Linked DNA regions of Homo sapiens: region 1 is linked to region 2. The links are chromatin contacts, found by Hi-C or POLR2A ChIA-PET in ENCODE. All regions are on one chromosome and are shown on one strand. The core of a region is the stretch at or near the end of the contact, and the rest is flanking DNA. Distances in the headings are between cores, read along the strand shown.

Region 1 (3,053 bases), core at 96-2,595, 410 kb before region 2:
AGGCCTCATGGAGAAGATACTCTTTGAGCAGAGACCTGACAGGGAGATGGGGGGGTGAGCTCCATGGATTTCTAGGGGAAGAACATTCTAGAAGTGGGCAGCCAGCAAGTGCAGTGGGTCTGAGGGGAGACGGTGGCCTTTCCTGTTGGAGGAACAGGAAGGCCGGCACTGTCCTTGGAGGGGTATGAGTGCCAGGGTCAGAGGCTGATGGGGGGGCAGGTCCGGATAGAGTTTGTAGGGCCTTGAAGGTGACCTGAAGGGCCGACTTTTGCAGTGAGTGTTCCTGACAGCTGGGGGGGGGCACGACTGAAGCTCTGCCTTGGGTCTTACCTGGCCGTAAGGCAACTCCATTTTTAGCTTGGATCCTGGCAGGCAACCAACAAGCATTTATTGCAGGGCTGGCTGTGTGTTCTCGGCTGCGCTGGGAGCTCTGTGAATATCCGGAGATATAACAGGGATCCTTAGCTTTGGGGAGGCCACAGACTTGCTGTGAATAGAATTTAGCTGCAAAAGGCAGTTAGTGACCAATGCAAGACTATTCGTGTCACTCGCTGCATTGTGTGGAGGGCCTAGAAGCATGAGGGAGGCTGGGGTTTTGGGAACCCCAGGGGCAACCGGGACTATGCTGGGATCATGGTAGGTGCTTTACTTGTTTGCGAACAGACTGAGTGATTCTGAGTTGCATACTCAGGGAGCTCTTTGTGGCTAATTAAGTCCTTTTCCTACCCAGGCCCAGGTGGCCAGCAGCCCCTGGCAGCCGCGCACATGCTGCTCAGTGTTGCCAGCGCACAGCAGGGGCTGCTGCAGATGGTCCTCCAGCCACAGGGTGATAAAAGGCCTCCTGAAGAAGTAAATGACCCTGCTGGTTGCTGTGTGGAATGTTTCCCCCAGGGAAATTAAAAAATGGAATCCAGTGTCCAGGCCTCAGTCTCATGTCTTTAATAGGCTAGTCAAGATCCTGGGGCCAGGGCCTGGGGGCAGCTTCTTCCTGCTGGAGAGGCCAGTTTCCTTTCCCAGTCTCTGACCCTTCTCGGTTTTGGAATCCTGCTTGAGACCTCTCAACTCTCACCAGGCGAGGAGGGTGATCTGGGGTAGAGAAATGACATGAAGTCATTTCAGAAAATCCCACAATGCCTCATCACCCAGAATCCTTTGCGGAGCTGGCTGGCCGGCCCTGGGCTCCCTTTCAGCTGCTCTAGAATGTAGCAATGGTGGGCTCCTTTGGGGGCCATCTAGAAGCACCCTGCCCCTGGGCACCTGCCTCCTCACTGGAGGAGACCAGAGGCCACGTCCCAGCCCTGTGCTTCCAGCTCTGGAACTGCCCTTGACTTCACTGGACAGGCCTGAGCAAGTCGTGTAACCTTCAGGGACTCAGCTATGCCCACTCCAGGCTCTGTGAAACCAAGACAACCTCACGTGCTCAGTTCCTCAGCTCTGCAGGAGCCAGGCTGCTCTGGGGTAAGGAAAGGGAGAGAGAGGGATATTGTCCTATGCTTCCTTCACATAGCTGAACGTTTTATTTATTTAACTTTTTGGATAAGTAATGCATTTTATGGTTAAAAAAATCAACAAGTATAAGACATTACACAGTGAAAAGTGTCCTTTCCCATCTGCTCAATTCTTTTCTTTCTTTCTTTTTTTTTTTTTGAGACGGAGGCTCAGTCTGTCACTCAGGTTGGAGTGCAGTGGCATAATCCTGGCTCACTGCAACTTCTGCCTCCCAGGTTCCAGCAATTCTCTTGCCTCAGCCTCCCAAGTAGCTGGGATTACAGGCACCTGCCACCATGCCCGCCTAATTTTTGTCTTTTTGGTAGAGACGGGGTTTCACCATACTGGCCAGGCTGGTCTTGAACTCCTGACCTCAGGTAATCCACCCACCTCAGCCTCCCAAAGTGCTGGGATTTCAGGCATGAGCCACTGTGCCCGGCCCCCATCTGCCCAATTCTTATCCCCCACCCTAAAGGCATAGCCACTGTTATTAATTTGTTGTTTATCCTTCTAGAGTTTTGTGGGATTTTTGCACATACAAGCACATGGAATATGTTCTTCCCCCACTCCCAACTCTTTTTCTACTTGATTGCTAATACACAGTACAGTGTTCCTTACCTCACTGTTTTCAGTTGACAGTGCATCTTAGAGATCTTTTCATCATAGTACATAAACCATTTCCTCATTTTTCTTTACTAGTGCTTCTTGCTGTCTAAAATATGCCCAAACAATCCCCTAGAAATGGACATTTAAGTTGTCTGCAGTATTTTGCTTTCAAACAATGCTGCTGTGGACAACTGCAATTCTTCGTTCAGCACACAATTATGTTTATGCATAAGGTAAATTCCTAGAAGTGAAACTGCTGAGTCAAAGGGTAAATGCATCTCTAATGTGGACAGATGTTGCCAAATTAGCCTTTACAGGGGGTATGCCAATTTATGCTCTCAGCAGCAATGTATCAGAGAGAGTGCCTATGTTTCAAAGCTTACCAACAGACTTGGCTTTTAAACTTTTGGATTTTTGCCATTCGATAAATTTGAAAAAACCAGTATGGTTTTAATTTGTATGTTTCTCATTGTGAGCTCTCCATATCCATGCCCACTTTTCTATTGGTTTGTTTGCCTTTTGACTCATCAATTTGCAGAAGCTTATTATATACTAGGGAAATTAATCCTTTGTGATGTGAGTTACACATCTTCCTCATTTTGTCATTTGTTACTGATTTTGCTTAGGGTGTTTTTTTTTTCTTTTTCAATTGCTTTTTGCCATGCAAAAGCTTTTGGTTTTCATGCAGTTGAAATTATTCACCATTTATTTCGTGGCTTCTAGATTTTGAGTTGTAGTTAGCAAGGCCTTCCTCATGCTCCCATTTTTGTTTTAGTATTATGTTTTTTCTTTTTACATTTAAATCTTTGACCCAGTCAGAATTTATTCTACTATAAATGTGAAGCCCATATTCAAAATCCAAAAGTGGTGGTTATCAACACCATTTATTGAATAATCTGTCTTTTCCCCATGTAGTTGAGTGCCATCTTAATCCTAAACAAAATCATTGCATGATTTGG
Region 2 (2,975 bases), core at 469-2,968:
AGTACCTATCCCGTAGCGAAGTCTCAATAAATATTTGTTAAAATGAATAGCTAGCGAAGTGGGCAAACTTTCATACAACACAATTTCAGGATTGTATCCAACACTGGAAAAAATTGTCTCCAACACTACAAGTAAGTGCCGTCTTACGTGACTTGACCTTGTTCTAGCAGAAAGACAGCCTAGAACTCCTAAGGAAAAGGTCTGAAATGCTGGCTAGCGCTTAGTTTATATGGAGAGGAAAAGGTTTTAGAGTAAGATCAATCAGTAAGACCCTGAGTTCCTGACAATTGCTGCTCTAGAAAGCATGCCTGGAAGCTTACCTAAGCACACGGCCATTGTAATTCCTTTCAGAAAGTAAGTGAACATATAAATTATAAATAAATGACACTTACATACACCATTCTGTTTCACAGTGGTGTTGTATTGGCAGCAGCCTTCAACTATAGTTCATTGACAGCATTTGTGGACCCACAGCCAAGCGCTGAAAGCACTGCTTTTTTTGACAGCTGCTCTCCTAATGGGGCATCTCTCAAAGACCGGTTTCATTCTGTGACGCCCACGTTGTCCACATTTTATTCTGCACAATAACTGCAGATTTGAAATAAATTCTTCCTCCCCACCACCATTATTGATTACTCATACCTGCCCCTCACCCTCCAAAGTGTCTAAATTGTGTGGATTTTGCGGGGGTGGGGGGAGGCGGGGGAAGGAGTCGACTCCCCATGTACTGGGTGTCCCCGATGGCGGCAAGCCACACCTTCACACAAGGGGGCAAGGTTCTTGACTAAATATCCTAAAGGTCTGAAAGATGGTCCCCTTCCCCCCAACACAATTCCACCAAAACTGGCCAGCCGCTGGCTAATGAGCAACCACGGATCCTCACCCAAACATTGGCTTTTCTTCCAATAGTGCAGATTGGGAATGCAGGGACGTCGTCCTATTTATGAACACTGAGTCACGTCGCCGCTCAATGTCTGTTTCCTCCTCCCTAGGAATGAGGTGACCCCCTCCTCCAGCGAGTAAATGCGGGGCGATGGCGAGAGCGCAGGGGGCGGCGGCGCTGCCCCACCTTGGGGAGCGAATTCACCCCCCTAGTCGCACCAGCCTGGGCGCACACGGGGGCCGGGGCGAGCCTGTGGGACTCTGCAGTGAGCTCCGCGCGCCCCGGGGGTGCTAGGGGACCGGGACCCTCGGGGCGCCGTCCCCACGCCCCAGCCCTGACGGGTCCGCGGCCGAGCAGCCCGGGGGACGTCGCTGCCTCCCCGCCCCGCGCGCGGCCGGGACTGGGCGCTGCGACCCGCGCCGCCTCCTCGGGCAACAAGTGTCCGCCCTCCGCCCCGACGGCCCGCCCGGCGCGGTCCTCACCCGGCACAGGCCGTCCACGAACACGCGCGGGTCCAGGTGACAGGCGATGGTGGCGCTGGGCAGGTCCTGCAGGTCCACCTCCTCCATCTCGCAGTCAATGAAGCTCCAGTCGCCGCCGCCCTCGTCCGCCTCGGCCGCCCCCGAGAGGGGCGCGAAGGGCCGCAGCGTCACCCCGGGCCGCGCTCGCGCCTCGGCCGCCTCCGCCGCCTCCGCCGCGGCCCCGAGCTGGGGACCGGCCACGCCGTCCTCCATCCCCGCGCCCGCGCGACCCTGTGCGCCCCAGCGGGCTGCTCCGGGCTTGCGCGCCGGAGCCTCACGCGCTCCGGTCCGCGCCCGGCCGGCGGCTCCGCCGTTAACCCCCTCGGAATCGCGCGGCGGCAGGCGGCGGGCTGTCAGCAGTCTCCCAGCGACACGGCCTCCCAGCGCCAGCCCCGCCCGTCACCGTTCCGCGCGGGAGGGGCAGAAGCCCGGCGCGGCGACCGCCCCCCCAGCCCCTAGGGCCGGCCACCGGCAGATCCAACGGTGGCCCCTTTAAGGCCGGCGCCGGTTGGGTTATTGTACCCCGCCCTTCCAGGAGACGGGGCCAATAAAGGAACGGAATTCTCTTCACGTGACCTTCCTTCTGCCGCCCGAAGCCCGAAGCCTCAGGGCGGCCATGTTGGTTAGGGGCAAAGTCCTCGTCCCCAGTTCCGCTTTTCTGACAGCTGGTGCCAGCTGAAGGACGCCGGGCAGAGTCCTCGGCTCTTGGGCCCTTGGGGTGATAACTGGGGAGGCAACGTTTTTGTGGTTCCCATGCGGGGACGTTTTGAAGCACAGGGGCCCACTTTTGGGAATTTAAGCGAGACATAGTCTCCCTGTGGCTCTGTGGCCCCTGGCAAGTGGTTAGATGCTTACCGTATATTATCAGATATAGTCGCAATAAAGACTGAACTAGACCATGATAACAATGCCTTACTTTTCTATTTCAGCGTATTAGTCACTATACCATTGTGAAAATTTATGTAATTAGAAGTAATTTTTCTGAATTACCATTATATGCTATGTACAATAGGACATAACGAAAGAATTAAGAGATCACCCCTTTCCTTTGGGGAATAGCGGAAAAATAAGAGGACCTCAAGTGAGCAGACATGTCTCTTCCTGAAAAATAGAATTCTTTTTTGGACAGTATGATACAGTGAGAACTTGGGTCTGAATTTCAGCTTTGCTTTTTAACTACTTGTACAAATAAGCTGAATCTTAGTTTCCTCATCTGAAAAAAATGAAGACATATTACTAAGAATTCAGTCAGTGCTTAATAAATGGTAGCTGTTTATGCACTGGGTTCTTTGGAGGTTGTGAAATTACAGTTATATTTTTTCTTAGAGTAGGCTTACTCTCTAGTTAGGAAGTGTTAGTAATTATAACAAAAAGTATATCCAACAGCTGAGATTTATTCAGAACTTGCCATGTGCACGGTTCTATGATTACTATTATCATAGTCTTAGGACAGTTTGTGTCCTCAGGGAGCTAAACCCAAGAGGAATAATAATACCCATCTAGAGATAACTCATAAAATAGAATATGATATGAGGATGTGAAGAAATTGGAACCGTCATACTGTGAAAGGG

What was found. Hi-C counts contacts between places; a loop is a spot of excess contacts on that map. ChIA-PET counts read pairs that join two places held with the same protein, here RNA polymerase II (POLR2A). Pooled maps may share reads with other maps.
Region 1: a pooled map shows a loop between it and region 2 (3-fold over the local background). The contact joins the enhancer-like site here to the promoter of RCAN1 in region 2. A Hi-C loop is called at or near these places in 1 of 37 single-sample maps with no recorded cell type and 4 of 50 pooled maps. POLR2A ChIA-PET finds 5 or more read pairs at or near these places in 1 of 52 experiments (activated CD4-positive, alpha-beta T cell).

What each region holds. Positions count from the first base shown.
Region 1 is chr21:34,203,867-34,206,919 of GRCh38, forward strand. No RefSeq gene overlaps it. Among named protein-coding and RNA genes, the nearest start is that of LINC00310, 25 kb to the left of the region's middle. RefSeq lists an enhancer at 1-789. Within about 2 kb of position 1,346, at least 9 of the 41 ENCODE cell types and tissues checked have a DNase peak (open chromatin) inside an H3K27ac peak, as active enhancers do.
Region 2 is chr21:34,613,395-34,616,369 of GRCh38, forward strand. RCAN1 (regulator of calcineurin 1) reads right to left here and starts at 1,719. Exons shown (of 4, transcript NM_004414.7): 1 at 1,366-1,719. The coding sequence starts at 1,617. RefSeq lists silencers at 1,234-1,333, 1,524-1,953.